2 separate regions of the Homo sapiens genome follow, and region 2 is linked to region 1. A link is a contact called in ENCODE Hi-C or POLR2A ChIA-PET data. All regions are on one chromosome and are shown on one strand. The core of a region is the stretch at or near the end of the contact, and the rest is flanking DNA. Distances in the headings are between cores, read along the strand shown.

Region 1 (5,564 bases), core at 135-2,634:
GCCATGAAAGACAAGCATGACCCCCAGAAATAACAGACAGAACCATCCGTCTGAGATGCTGCTACAATCACGTTATGGACAAAGCATTCCTGGAAAATCTTTCTAAGACTCTACAATTCCAATGCAAAAGCAATTGAATAGAAACAATAACAAAAAACTAATGTTTCAGGACTGAGCACGAATTTAAAGTATTTTTGCTTTGTGATCTCCTTTCGTCCTCACAGCCCCCTGAAGCAGGTCCCAGCGGGGACCTGGGTATCACAGACGGGAGATGCAGCCAGTAAGCATTGTCACCTGGATTCAAAACTGGCCACACCTCCTGGAACACCACCACCTCCCTGAAACCACTGCAGCCCATCTCTCCAGCCTGCTCACACCAGCACAAGTTACACGTTACTCCTGAAAGCTATCCAAATACCCTAAACCCAATGGATAAAAATATATTGTCTGAAAATTAAAAATAGTTTCAGTGGTCTAGGAAGCCTACAAATCCCACTGCAGTTGCTCTTGCCTTCTCAGTTACGTAAGATCAAGTTTACATAAGAACGCATTTCAGAATTTCCTTCTTAGCAACCTCCAAACGTTTGGTTATGTGTTTCACCTAACAGCTGGGCCGAAGTAGGAACCACTATTACTTAACAGTAACAGTTGAAATATTTAAAAATAGAAACCATTGGAGAAGAAGAGAGGGCACCAAGGACGAGGCCTGAAGGAGGTAGCCCCTCTCTCTGGGGCGAGCCGGCCTCTTCCAGGCAGCAACGTACATTCCGCCGGGGCTTTCTGGAGACCGGCGTGGGCTGCAGCATCTTTCAAGGGCGCTGCGGGTCACTGGGGGTGGAATAATCCAGCAGGCAGGTGGAAATGCAGAAGGCAGGGGGCTGGTTCAGACTTCTGTCCAGAAAAATCACCTGGGCAGCTTGATAAAAAGTGACTTACGCCTCCCAGCCTCAGTTCCTGAACCAGTAACTACTGTGTGATGTCCCCAGGGGCATTAAATGCCAATGAACACACGGTACGTAGCTGAGTGACAGATGGGTGGCCTTGGTAAGGGGACCTGTGGCCATCAGTGTCCTCATCATTGCTGTAATTAGGAGCAACCACGAGTCCCACTTTGAGCAGGACCTTGCTGCTGGCTGTGGAGGCTGTGCGCTCACACTCTCTGCCCAGCAAAGATCCCGGAGCCAGTAACTCTCTTGCCAGCAGGAACACTTTACAAAGTAGGATTTGGTAGAAGATGCATGCCAGCACTAAGCAAACATTGTTTAAAAAAAAAAAAAAGGGAAAAGAAACAAAGTCTACTTTGTGGACCTTGCACGGAGGAGATCCACTGCCCGGGAGAGTTCATGTCCATGTATCTTTCTGCTATGAATGCCCAGCGCAGGCCCCTCCCACGTTCAGCGCAGGCTCGCCAACGCCTACCACTCAGTGTTCCAAACTGGGTGCCTTTGAAAGCACTGCACAGATCCATACTAATCCTCATCCCAGCGCAGGGTCTGCTCCACCCACATTCCCCATGAATTCATGCAACTCCATCAGCAGTGCTTAAAGCCAAAAATCCTGAGGTCACCCTCGACTCTTCTGTTTCCTGCACAGCCCATCTGCAGGCTAAGGAAATCCCATCTACGTCAGATATCTCTAGAATTTGTACCATTTTCTACATTCCCACTCCACCTACCCGGACTGAGCCCCATCCACTGCCTGGGTTGCTCCCAGACCCTGGTGGGTCTCCCTGCTCCTCCGATGCCTGTCCCACGTGGCCACTGCATTCTCTGTGGCATACGTCACGTGGTGTCGCTTCTCTGCTCAGAACCTCCAGGAGCCTCCATGTCACTCAAAGCCATGCCTAATTGATTAACCCGGCCTTTTATGTCTCCCGCACCGCCCACTCCCTCTTCTCCTGACCAGGTCTTCGGCCTGCAAATGTCTGCTCACCTTCTAAGGAGGCCTGCCCTCACCAGCGGGTGTAAAATCGCAGCCCCTCCACTCCCGAGCCCTGCTCTGCCTTCCCTGCTCTACTGTTTACTCATTGCCTTTACTAGTTTCCTCTCTTCCTCCCAGGGTAACATGAGTACCATGAAATAGGGGTCTCTGTGTCAATCATAAATACATGTATTCCATATGCCAAGGGCAGGGGATGGCATTAGAAGGCCCAATCAATATGAATGAGTGAATGAATGAATGAGTTGAACGCAGAAATCCACCCTCCTGAATCCCCAGTCCTTGACTGCTCACTCTCCTCCACAGCGATTCTCGCCTCTCACATGTTCTAATATTGTAGGTAATTTACAATCAATAAGCTGGAATTAATGAGCATATTTAGAATCCAGCACCCAATTACTAGAGAATTCAAAATCTTCTCACACATATATTAAAGATTCATAAAAATTGACCACAAAGCAAGTCTCAGTAAAATTCAACAGCTGGGTAATTTCTAACCATAATGGAGTAAATTAGAAATGAATAACAAAAAAGATGACTTGGAAAATTCAGACTTTCGGGAAACAAAAAACACTTCTAAATATTTCATTTTTTCAAATAAAAAAGGAACCAAAAAGCAAATTTCAAAATAACTCTCTTGAGAAACACCAAGACTTTATGAAGTGTTAATGTAATATGCTTTACAAATTAAATAATACAAATTAGAACTTATCCAAAGCAGCCCCATTTGAACCCCAAGGGAAGCACAGCACAGAACCCTGAATGCCTCCATCCGAAAGGAAGAAGGGCTAAAAATTAACAAGTGAAATGTTCAACCTAAAAGAACAAGCATATCCGAATAAATGCAGAGAAAGGAGAACAGCTATTAAAACAGGAATTAATAAAACAGAGAACACACCCACAAGAGCAGATCCACGAAGGCAGAAGTCGGTCTGCGGGAGAGTAAAGCATAGCTGGACTCCCACCACCTGCAGGGTGCCCCCACCCCAGGGGGGGATGAGAAACACCTGGATGGAGGGGTGGAGCCTGGCTGGGCTCAAGAGCAGGAGAGGGAAGCCAGGAAGGCGGGGAAGGCAGGTCGGCAGGGGAGGGCAGGCCCGCCCAGGAAGGCCCACGCAGGGCTGGGTGCTGTAGAACTGAAAGAAGTGCCAGCCCCTTCCTCAGGCGCCTGACTAAACCGCCTTCAATTTCTTCCCCTCGCCCGTGGCCACGTACTGCTACCCAAGGGACACCTCCAGTCCTCCCTCACCTGGTCAGACACCTGGCTCTGATGGCCCCTCGGAGCCCCTCATTGGAAACACAGAGGGCCTGAGTTTGGTTCTGCATCACGTGTGACAGTGTGTGCATCTTGCTGTGAGGTCCAGAAATGGAAACCTTCCTTAAAAGATGGGCAGGTTCCTCTGGTAGGGGACATGGTGTTGGTACGGCGAAAACATGACATTAGGGTCAAATGTGGCTGCTGAGAAGGAACTCCCTTTCAGCTGCACCGCGACACCCTAACACAGACAAGGGTCGGCAAAGAGCCATCTCCCTCGTCCTGGCGGCACAGGCTTCCAGATGCCACTGAGGGGCTCCGCAGGCCCTCTGGATACATTTTACAGTCCACAGCCTTAAAGCACACAAAGCTGGTAATAAAAGAAAAAAGATAAAAAGCCCTTTAACCAGAAATGATGTCATGATGCAAAAATTCATTCCTGGATAATACTTTTGGCCACCAGTGACACTCCGAATACACAAACCAAACCAAATTCTCAGTGGAAAAAAAAAATCCTTTCTTCCAACCAATCATCACTTAGAACTGTGGAATCCTCCCTGAGAGATACTCAGTGAGATTTCTCTGTATTCTGTATCAACACGGTTGAGGGGCACTGCTGGGACTGCCACATAGCTTTCTCTCTCCCTCTAAAGTAGAGAAACAACCAGTCACCAGCTCCACCCCATCCAGATTTGCTGTGGATGTGTGGACGGTTTTAGAAGCACCCAGAGGATATTTCTCAGACAGCACCCCCAATTCTCCACGACGCCCCAACCAATAACCGTCTGCTTTCTTACCACCCATGTTCCTTGCTAAGGGCAGACAGTAAGCTCTTCAGAAATCTTTGGGTCGACAGCAACAACAACAATGTAACATGTAATGGGGGGGGTGATAAATGTAGATAACCCAAACAATCTAATGTCCACCCAGGATGGAGAAACTTTCTATCTTTCTGCCTCAGGCACTGCGGACAGGGAAAGAACCAGTTGGAAAGTGAGGCCGGCAGGCTCACGGGTGGGGCTGGCAGGCAGCAGTGTCCTGGGCCGCGTGGGGAGGCACGGTCCCACCTGCCAGCCACAGGGTGGCATTTCAGAGCCACAGGGCATTTCTGGTCAAAAATAACAGAGTGAACACAATCACGTTGTCAGGATCCCTCCAAGATTCTGCTGAAACAGTGTGTGGATTGTTTAGAAAGACACACCAACACAACACACACACAGGAGATGAGAGAGCAGCCACAAAATGCTGGAAGTCAGAAAGGATCTGGGTGAATAAGGTATCAGAGACAGCAAAGCTGACCCATCAGCCAGGGTGGGCCAAGGGAGGGGCAGACCAGTCTCGGTCACACAGCCCTCCGGGGCACAGGGGCTGGTGGGACCAGGACTGGAGGTGAAGGAGAATGAAATATCTGCTCAGGGAATGCAGGGCCCCAACCACCGCTTACCCCACGTGGCTGGCAGAGCCCAGGGACTACTACCCTCTGGAGAGGGAGATGGAACAGCACTGAAAACTGCGGACCAGTGGAAGCTGGCCAGCTACACGTGAGGTGTCCTGGTCTTCCTGCCCCAGCATGGGGGCAGGGCAGGCAGCATTGGGCCCTCCCAGTGAGGTCACAGGGGCTAAGCAGCCTGCTGGACACCATGCCAAGTGGGACCGGGCAGCCCCCAGCGGCCAGCACCCTGCATGCCCCTGCAGGTCCCGCCAGCCTCAGTGCCCTCTGCTACAGATGGCAGATACCGTGCTCACCAGAAAGGCCAGGAAGACTGTCATCACAGAAGGCAGAGCCTGGACAGACAGACAAGCACCTTGGGGAAATGCAGACAGAGAGAAGGGAAGACAGGCCCTCCAAAGACAAGCGGAAGGAGCGGGAGGCAGCCCTGGAGTTCCAGGACAGGAGGGCATGCCTCGGGTGCGGAGGAACATAGTCTCTGCCCGGTGAAATGAGCAAGCAAGCCTCAGAGGGCTAACACCATTAAAAGCCAGAAGGGCCCTCTGAAGGCAAATGTGACTGACTCAGCAGCTTCACGAGAGTCATCGCCCTGCAGATCAGGTCCAGCGGACTGCAGGTCCAGCAGCTGCCACTGCAGGGTGGCCCGGGCCCTCTGCTAGGTCTCCCAGCTGCTTCCATCCACCAGGCATCTTCTCAAGACACATTTTCAACGCAATTCAAGCCCTCCTGTTGTTATGCTTCCCAGCATCAGCTGGGCTGGGTTTCACTTGAGACAGTTGCTCCTAGGGACATTGCCACAAAGGGATGGGAAGGTGGAAGGGACGGTGGTTGAGCTGCAGGAAGGGCAGAGCCACGAACCTGGGGCCAGGCACACCAGAGGGCACCAGGAAGCAAGAGTGCAAGAGAACACAGACCCCTCCT
Region 2 (6,017 bases), core at 967-3,466, 730 kb after region 1:
GGATGTGCCGGACACTGAGAAGCAGCTATGATGGAGGGGCGGCAGGCTTGGTCACAGCCGGGCGTGGAGAGTCAGGCATCTTTAAAAAACAGGGTCTAGGAAGACTCTAATGGCAAGTAAAAGAAAATGTATATAACTCTAAAGCTATCTTCCTTGTTCATTCCTAAAATTCCTAAATTTTCAGAAGTGATCATAAAGTATTTGTGTAACTAAAAAGGGGAAACAAGCCAGAGGGGTTCCCAGGCCTGGTCCCAACGGCACACCGAGGCCTCCGGCCTGGCCATGCCCTGGGCAGCGGGAAGGACAGTGGGACCCAGGAACACGAGGGCCCTGCTGACGCCTGCCCAGGCTCCTGCCTGGCTCTGTCCCTCTCGAGACCTGAGATGGTGCATGCCCTTTGGTCTCTTTCCCTCGGTAGGTGCTGTGGCATGGGTCCTGGGGTGTGGGCCGGCAGGGGCCAAAGGCTGCTGCCTGAAGTCCCACACCCACTAGAGGTCTGCACAGGAGCCGCCTGTGAGCCCACGGGATGAACCAGCAACACATGTGCCACACCTGCTCGCAGAGGGCAGACAGCCTGGCTGCGTCCTGGAATGGGGGCTTGGTGGGGCAGACCTGCAAGCCCAGGGAGAGGAAAGGCTGCATGAAGGACTGGGTGGTGAGGAGGGGGGCGCAGGGAGGGGGCTGGCAGGGTGGGGGCCAAAGCACAAAGGGCTCTGAAGGCAGAGTGGGGAGGGGGGCCCAGGAGAAAGGAGCAGACCTCCTGGGCAGAGATGAGGATGCTGTTGTCTGTGGAAGGTGAAGAGTTCAGGAGGCCAGCACTGTGCAGCCCGCAGCAAACCCACCCCCACTGGCCGGCAGGGCCCCAACTGTGCGGCTTGAGGCTTTCCTTGGCAGCCGGTGGGCACTCACCTGCAGGCCCCATCACAAGATCTGTAGGTGGGAAGAGCTTCTGAGCACCAACAGCTTCCAGGTACCCCTGTAGGGGTTTTTCTGGGTTTTTTGAACTTCCACGATGGACAAAGCAGCCTCCCCTCTCTTCCTCCCAGAGGCCTCCCTCCCCTGGATGGGCAACCCTGTGCCAGACATGGCTATGGAGACCACCTGTCACCACACATGGGACAGCCTATGTCCACCTCTCCCCACGGTGTGCACCACATGGGGACAGGGATGGGCCTGGGCCTGGGCCAGGGCCCCGGAGGGGTGCAGCCAGCCCACGGCAGACGCGAGGCTCTGCTGACCAAGCTGGCAAGGCAGGGCTGCTCACAGCTGCCAGAAAACGCAAGGCACAGCTGCCGACGCCAGCCCCGCTGCTCCACGCCTTCTCTGAGGCAGAAGGCCCATCTCTGTGGTGGGTGAGACCCTCCTCTCCAGCCACGTGGGAGGTAAGAAGAAGCTGAAGGGCCACCCAGAGCAGGGCCTGTGGCTGCCAGTCTCCACAGGGCCTTCTTGTCGGCCCAAGGTGGGGACTGTGGTGCACAGAACAGGGCCCCAAGGACAGCCGCATCCTGATCCCCAGCTCCTGGGACATGGGACCTCGGGTGGCAAAGGGGCTGAGCAAATGGGGTTGAAGATCTTGATGGGGGGTTTCCTGGACTGAGTGGCCCAATGTCATCACAGGGGTTCTTGCACAAGGGAGGCAGCAGGGGCCAGCAGAGAGGAGAGGTGACTAGAGGAGGGGTCACAAGACCATATACGCAGGCAGCCTCTAGAAGCTGGGAAGGCCAGGAAACCAGGAAAGCTGGGAAGGCCAGGAGCCTGCAGGAGGGACCAGCCCTGCTGACACCTTGATTGGAGGCCTCCTGGCCTCCAGAACTTAGGATAATAGATCTGTGCTGCTTTAGCCGCAAAGTGCAAGGCAGCTGCTTACCGCAGCCCTAGGAAACTGCTCCGCGTTGATCTGGGCTCAGCCCCAGGGAGGGGTGCCTGCCGGGTGACCTGAGCATGGTGGTGCATGAGGCAATCAGAAACAGGAGGGTTTCTCACCCTGCAGGAGGAGCACTCGGTGTCTTCTCCGAACCTCCTACAGCTCTGGACACTCACAGTTTGCTCTCAAGTCCCCCACCTTAGTTCCACTCCCCTTCCACCACCTCCTGTGCCCTCTTAGGTGGGAAAACGCAACAGGCACCGCGAACGTAAGTAGCGGCTTGCCCCAACCACAGGCAGCCAGGCAGAGGCTTGTCCTTAAAAGGCTGGAGGCTTCAAGGCTGTGACCATGTGGAGACAGCACAGCCAACACAGGCTCCTTCAGGAACTGCAAACTTAAAATAGACTCCGCTTCCAAACCCACACACTGGCGTCTCTCCAGGAAGAGCGAGGTGGAGGACGCCCCCGCCGCCTCAGGGCTGTGACAGTGGGGAGTGGGTTCCACCTGCTGGGCTGGGCTAGGCTGAGTGACCGACCGCCTCGGGGCTGTGAAAGTGGGTTCCCCCTGCCGGGACCGCTGAGTGACCACCCCAGGACTGTGAGAGTGGGTTCCCCCTGACGGTCAGGCTGTGACTGCCTCAGGGCTGTGAGACTGGGTGCCACCTGCCAGGCCAGCTGAGTGACCACCCCAGGACTGTGAGAGTGGGTTCCCCCGACGGTCAGGCTGTGACTGCCTCAGGGCTGTGAGACTGGGTGCCACCTGCCAGGCCAGCTGAGTGACCACCCCAGGACTGTGAGAGTGGGTTCCCCCTGACGGTCAGGCTGTGACTGCCTCAGGGCTGTGAGACTGGGTGCCACCTGCCAGGCCAGCTGAGTGACCACCCCAGGACCGTGAGAGTGGGTTCCCCCTGACGGTCGGGCTGTGACCGCCTCAGGGTTGTGAAAGTGGGCTCAACCTGCCCGGCTGGGCAGAGTGCCAGCCAGAGATGCTGCTCTCCTGTGTCCTCACGCGCTCCTTCACCAGCTCCTCTGGAGAAGTCCCCTCAGAGACCCCAGTGAAGCTCCCTGACAACCAGCTTTCTGAGCCAAGGACATTCAGAGGAAAAGCATGCCTTAAGGAGGGCAAGATAACACATACTGCTGAGCCTTTCACTTTCCTTGAAACAGCAGAGGCTGCATATTTACCCATTGGATGAACACACACAATTTTATTACTTTGTTAGATGCAAAGGAGGGGCTGTTTTAAGTTAACTCAACAGTCTGAGGTCTTTCAAGTCATTTCTGACCAGCTAAAAAATAGCATTTTTTTATTTTTTTGTACTCACTGCTAACAAACAGCTGGATAGAGCCCGACCAATACCATCCATGCTCCCCCAAGTGGGTTGGCAGGTGACGACTGGTTGCCAATGTTGGCGACACAGCCCGGAAGTGTGAGTCCTGCGTTCTCACGGCTGCTGCACTGCCGCCCGACCTGCCGCTGCCCTGCGACATTCCCTCCCATGGGTGGTTCCTTTCGCCTGCTGTTGGCAACGGGGATTTCTAGGCAGCTGGGATTCCTTCTGCATCTAAATTACTTTCTCTCAACAAGACTGATTCTTCCCCTTCACAGAAGGGTTCATTTGAATTTGGGCTTTGGCTGGCACATACCATGTTCTTCTCAAATTTTATTTCAATAGGAAGGAGTTTATTATATTTATCCACTAATAAGTCTTCGTGTGAAGTATACAAATACTATGGATAGAAAATATGTGAAAACTTCAAGGTGAGGGTGTCTAAGTCACCTCTTAACACTGGGGCGGGGGGCGAGGTCTGCTATTCTCTCCACAAAACATGAAGGGGCCAGAGTGGGTGGAGAGACCATGAAAATAGACAGCTATGCAAGGTCGCATGACCAATGCCGGCATTTTCCACTTTCAGAATGGCACAGAGAGGTTTCTAGAGAAGGACCATTAGACAGCCGTCCTATGGTCAGCGCTGGATTCTGTGTTGTTCTGAGCTAAGAGCTTGTCCTCATCAGGGAGCTGGTCCACAAGGGACTTTCAGGAGCTGATGCAGAATGACCAGTTGCTCAGTGGTCCAGACCCACTCCCCATCTTCCTAAGGTGGCTCTTGGAGAGCCCAGGACACGGGGGTTGGCACGCGAGGCAAAAGGCTGAATTCAGACCCACACCTTGCCAGACACCCATCCAGAAGTGGCCTCTGTGTGTGGGTTGCTGTTGGCTGACTTGGCCATGAGGACTGAGGGGGCCGCAGGACAGACCAGGGCAGGAAGGAAAGATAGGGCAGGCCCAAGGGGAGCCGAGTCATAGGCTGGGTTCTCAGGGAAGGATGGCTGGCAGCTCCAAACCCACGGCCAGGGGACAGTGGACTCTGGCTCAGGACCCTGATACTACCTCACCTGTGGGCACGGCTCTCAGCAGATGCAACCTCAACTCCAACCTGAGAGACCAAAGTGGGGCAGGGCAGCAGAGCCCGGAGTCAGAGACGGCGCAGGCTCTGTGTCGAGTCCTCCAGAGGAAAGCTCTGCAGCCAGGGAGGCAGGGGCGACAGCAGGGACCAGCCACCCAGGAAAGGGACAGGAAAGGGGGAAAAAAACAGCAAAAGGAGCCAGGTTCCAGGCAGGGACTGGGAGTTTCTGAATGGAAATGCACGCCAGGCCATTCCCGGTACACCCATCACTGACTCCCAAGAGCTAGCACATCTGGACCCCTCCCACGGGTGCAACCCATCTGTCAGGAACAAGCAGCGCTGCGTCCCCAGGGGCTCCAGCGCCTACACTTGGAGGTGGGGCCGGTCATCCCCACCATACATGCAAGACGCACAAAATCCAAATAAAAGTCTGACGCACGGTGATAACTTCTGTTGAATGAGAAGACGTGAGTGGCCATCGTCACACACGGGATGAGGCCATGACCAGCACAGCAGCTGCTTGTCCCTCTGGCTGCAGAGGGGGTAGATCCAAAGCGTGGGGCCTGAGCACGTGGGGTCCTACCCGCTCCTCTTACAACGTCTAAAACAGCAAGATTCCGAAGGTCTTTCAGGTTCCCAGATTTGGACAGAAGGGCTGTGCGCTGCCTGCTGCAATACTGAGAGGAGGAAAAGCCTCCCGTGCTTGGAGGACTGGCGTTGCTCCTGGAGTCGGGACGGCCCAGTGCTAAGCACCAAGCTCACCTTGTCCCAGGAGAGGGCAGACCAGTGGAAATGCACTTTCCAGCCCACTGCCTGTCACAGCCACCTTTCTGTTCGTGCTTCCTAAACCGAACAAAGCTCAATGACAAGCAGGGGAGAGTGTGGAGACAAACGCGCTCGTTCTGGTGGGAGGAGTGGCGTCACGGCGGAGCCGGGCAGCAGAAAACTCATGCTTTGATGGTAGTCCGGCTCTCTACCCTACCTGCTTGTTTTTTCCTTAATTCCCACACTGTGACTCCTGCCCCAGCCAGCTCAGCTCCAGCTCTGCGGACACAGAGCTTGCCAAAGTCATGTCGACAGTCACTGCAGGTCCTCCTCTCCCTGACGCGTGTGGAGCACCTGACCCAGCCTGGCCGCCTCACTCCTTCCCTCGCCTCCCAGGCCCTCTGCACTCTCCTCAGCCCTCCAACACCTACAGTGGGCTCTGGGGGGTGCCCTGCAGCTCAGGCCAGACCCTCCTTGCGGCTCAGACACCCCCCTCCACTGCGGGCTCGCCAAGTCTCACAGCTTTCAGATTCTGCACATGCACAACCCTGCATCAGGGGCTTCCACCTGGGCCTCGCCCCTCAGCCACTGCTAGCATTTCTGCTCTCACTGCCACGTGTCCAGCGCTGAGATGCTGCCCGGGATGCAGGAGGCCCCATCAACGTTCACTGTAAGAAAACCCACATGACCACGCGTAACATGCCAGAGGAAACAGCTTTTTACAAATTAAAAGCTGGGATTTTTAATATAATCACCAGGTATAGTCTCATTAAAAACATGTTTATTCAATGAAACTACATAGCACTAAAATGAGAGCTTCCCAAAATGTAACCAGCAATTGGATCTAACTAACTAGGGAGCTTCAGAATTTTAATTTAAAGATAAAAAGTGTTCACTTGTGAAAAATTTACTATTAAAATAATTTTTAAATTAAGAATTTTAAAACTATACATCAATAGTAAAAGCGAATGAGCAAACTT

The links. A loop is a pair of places that touch in the nucleus more often than their neighbours do. ChIA-PET counts read pairs that join two places held with the same protein, here RNA polymerase II (POLR2A). Pooled maps may share reads with other maps.
Region 2: a map of right cardiac atrium shows a loop between it and region 1 (3-fold over the local background). The contact joins two enhancer-like sites. A Hi-C loop is called at or near these places in 1 of 168 maps with a recorded cell type or tissue (right cardiac atrium) and 4 of 50 pooled maps. POLR2A ChIA-PET finds 5 or more read pairs at or near these places in 1 of 52 experiments (activated CD4-positive, alpha-beta T cell).

What each region holds. Positions count from the first base shown.
Region 1 is chr2:239,222,592-239,228,155 of GRCh38, forward strand. All of the region lies in intron 3 of HDAC4 (histone deacetylase 4), which reads right to left. Among named protein-coding and RNA genes, the nearest start is that of HDAC4-AS2, 32 kb to the left of the region's middle. RefSeq lists an enhancer at 2,527-3,421. Within about 2 kb of position 1,385, at least 22 of the 41 ENCODE cell types and tissues checked have a DNase peak (open chromatin) inside an H3K27ac peak, as active enhancers do.
Region 2 is chr2:239,951,571-239,957,587 of GRCh38, forward strand. It overlaps NDUFA10 (NADH:ubiquinone oxidoreductase subunit A10), which reads right to left. Exons shown (of 10, transcript NM_004544.4): 10 at 5,802-6,017. Among named protein-coding and RNA genes, the nearest start is that of MIR4786, 11 kb to the left of the region's middle. RefSeq lists enhancers at 1-85, 4,005-4,925, 4,926-5,846. Within about 2 kb of position 2,217, at least 12 of the 41 ENCODE cell types and tissues checked have a DNase peak (open chromatin) inside an H3K27ac peak, as active enhancers do.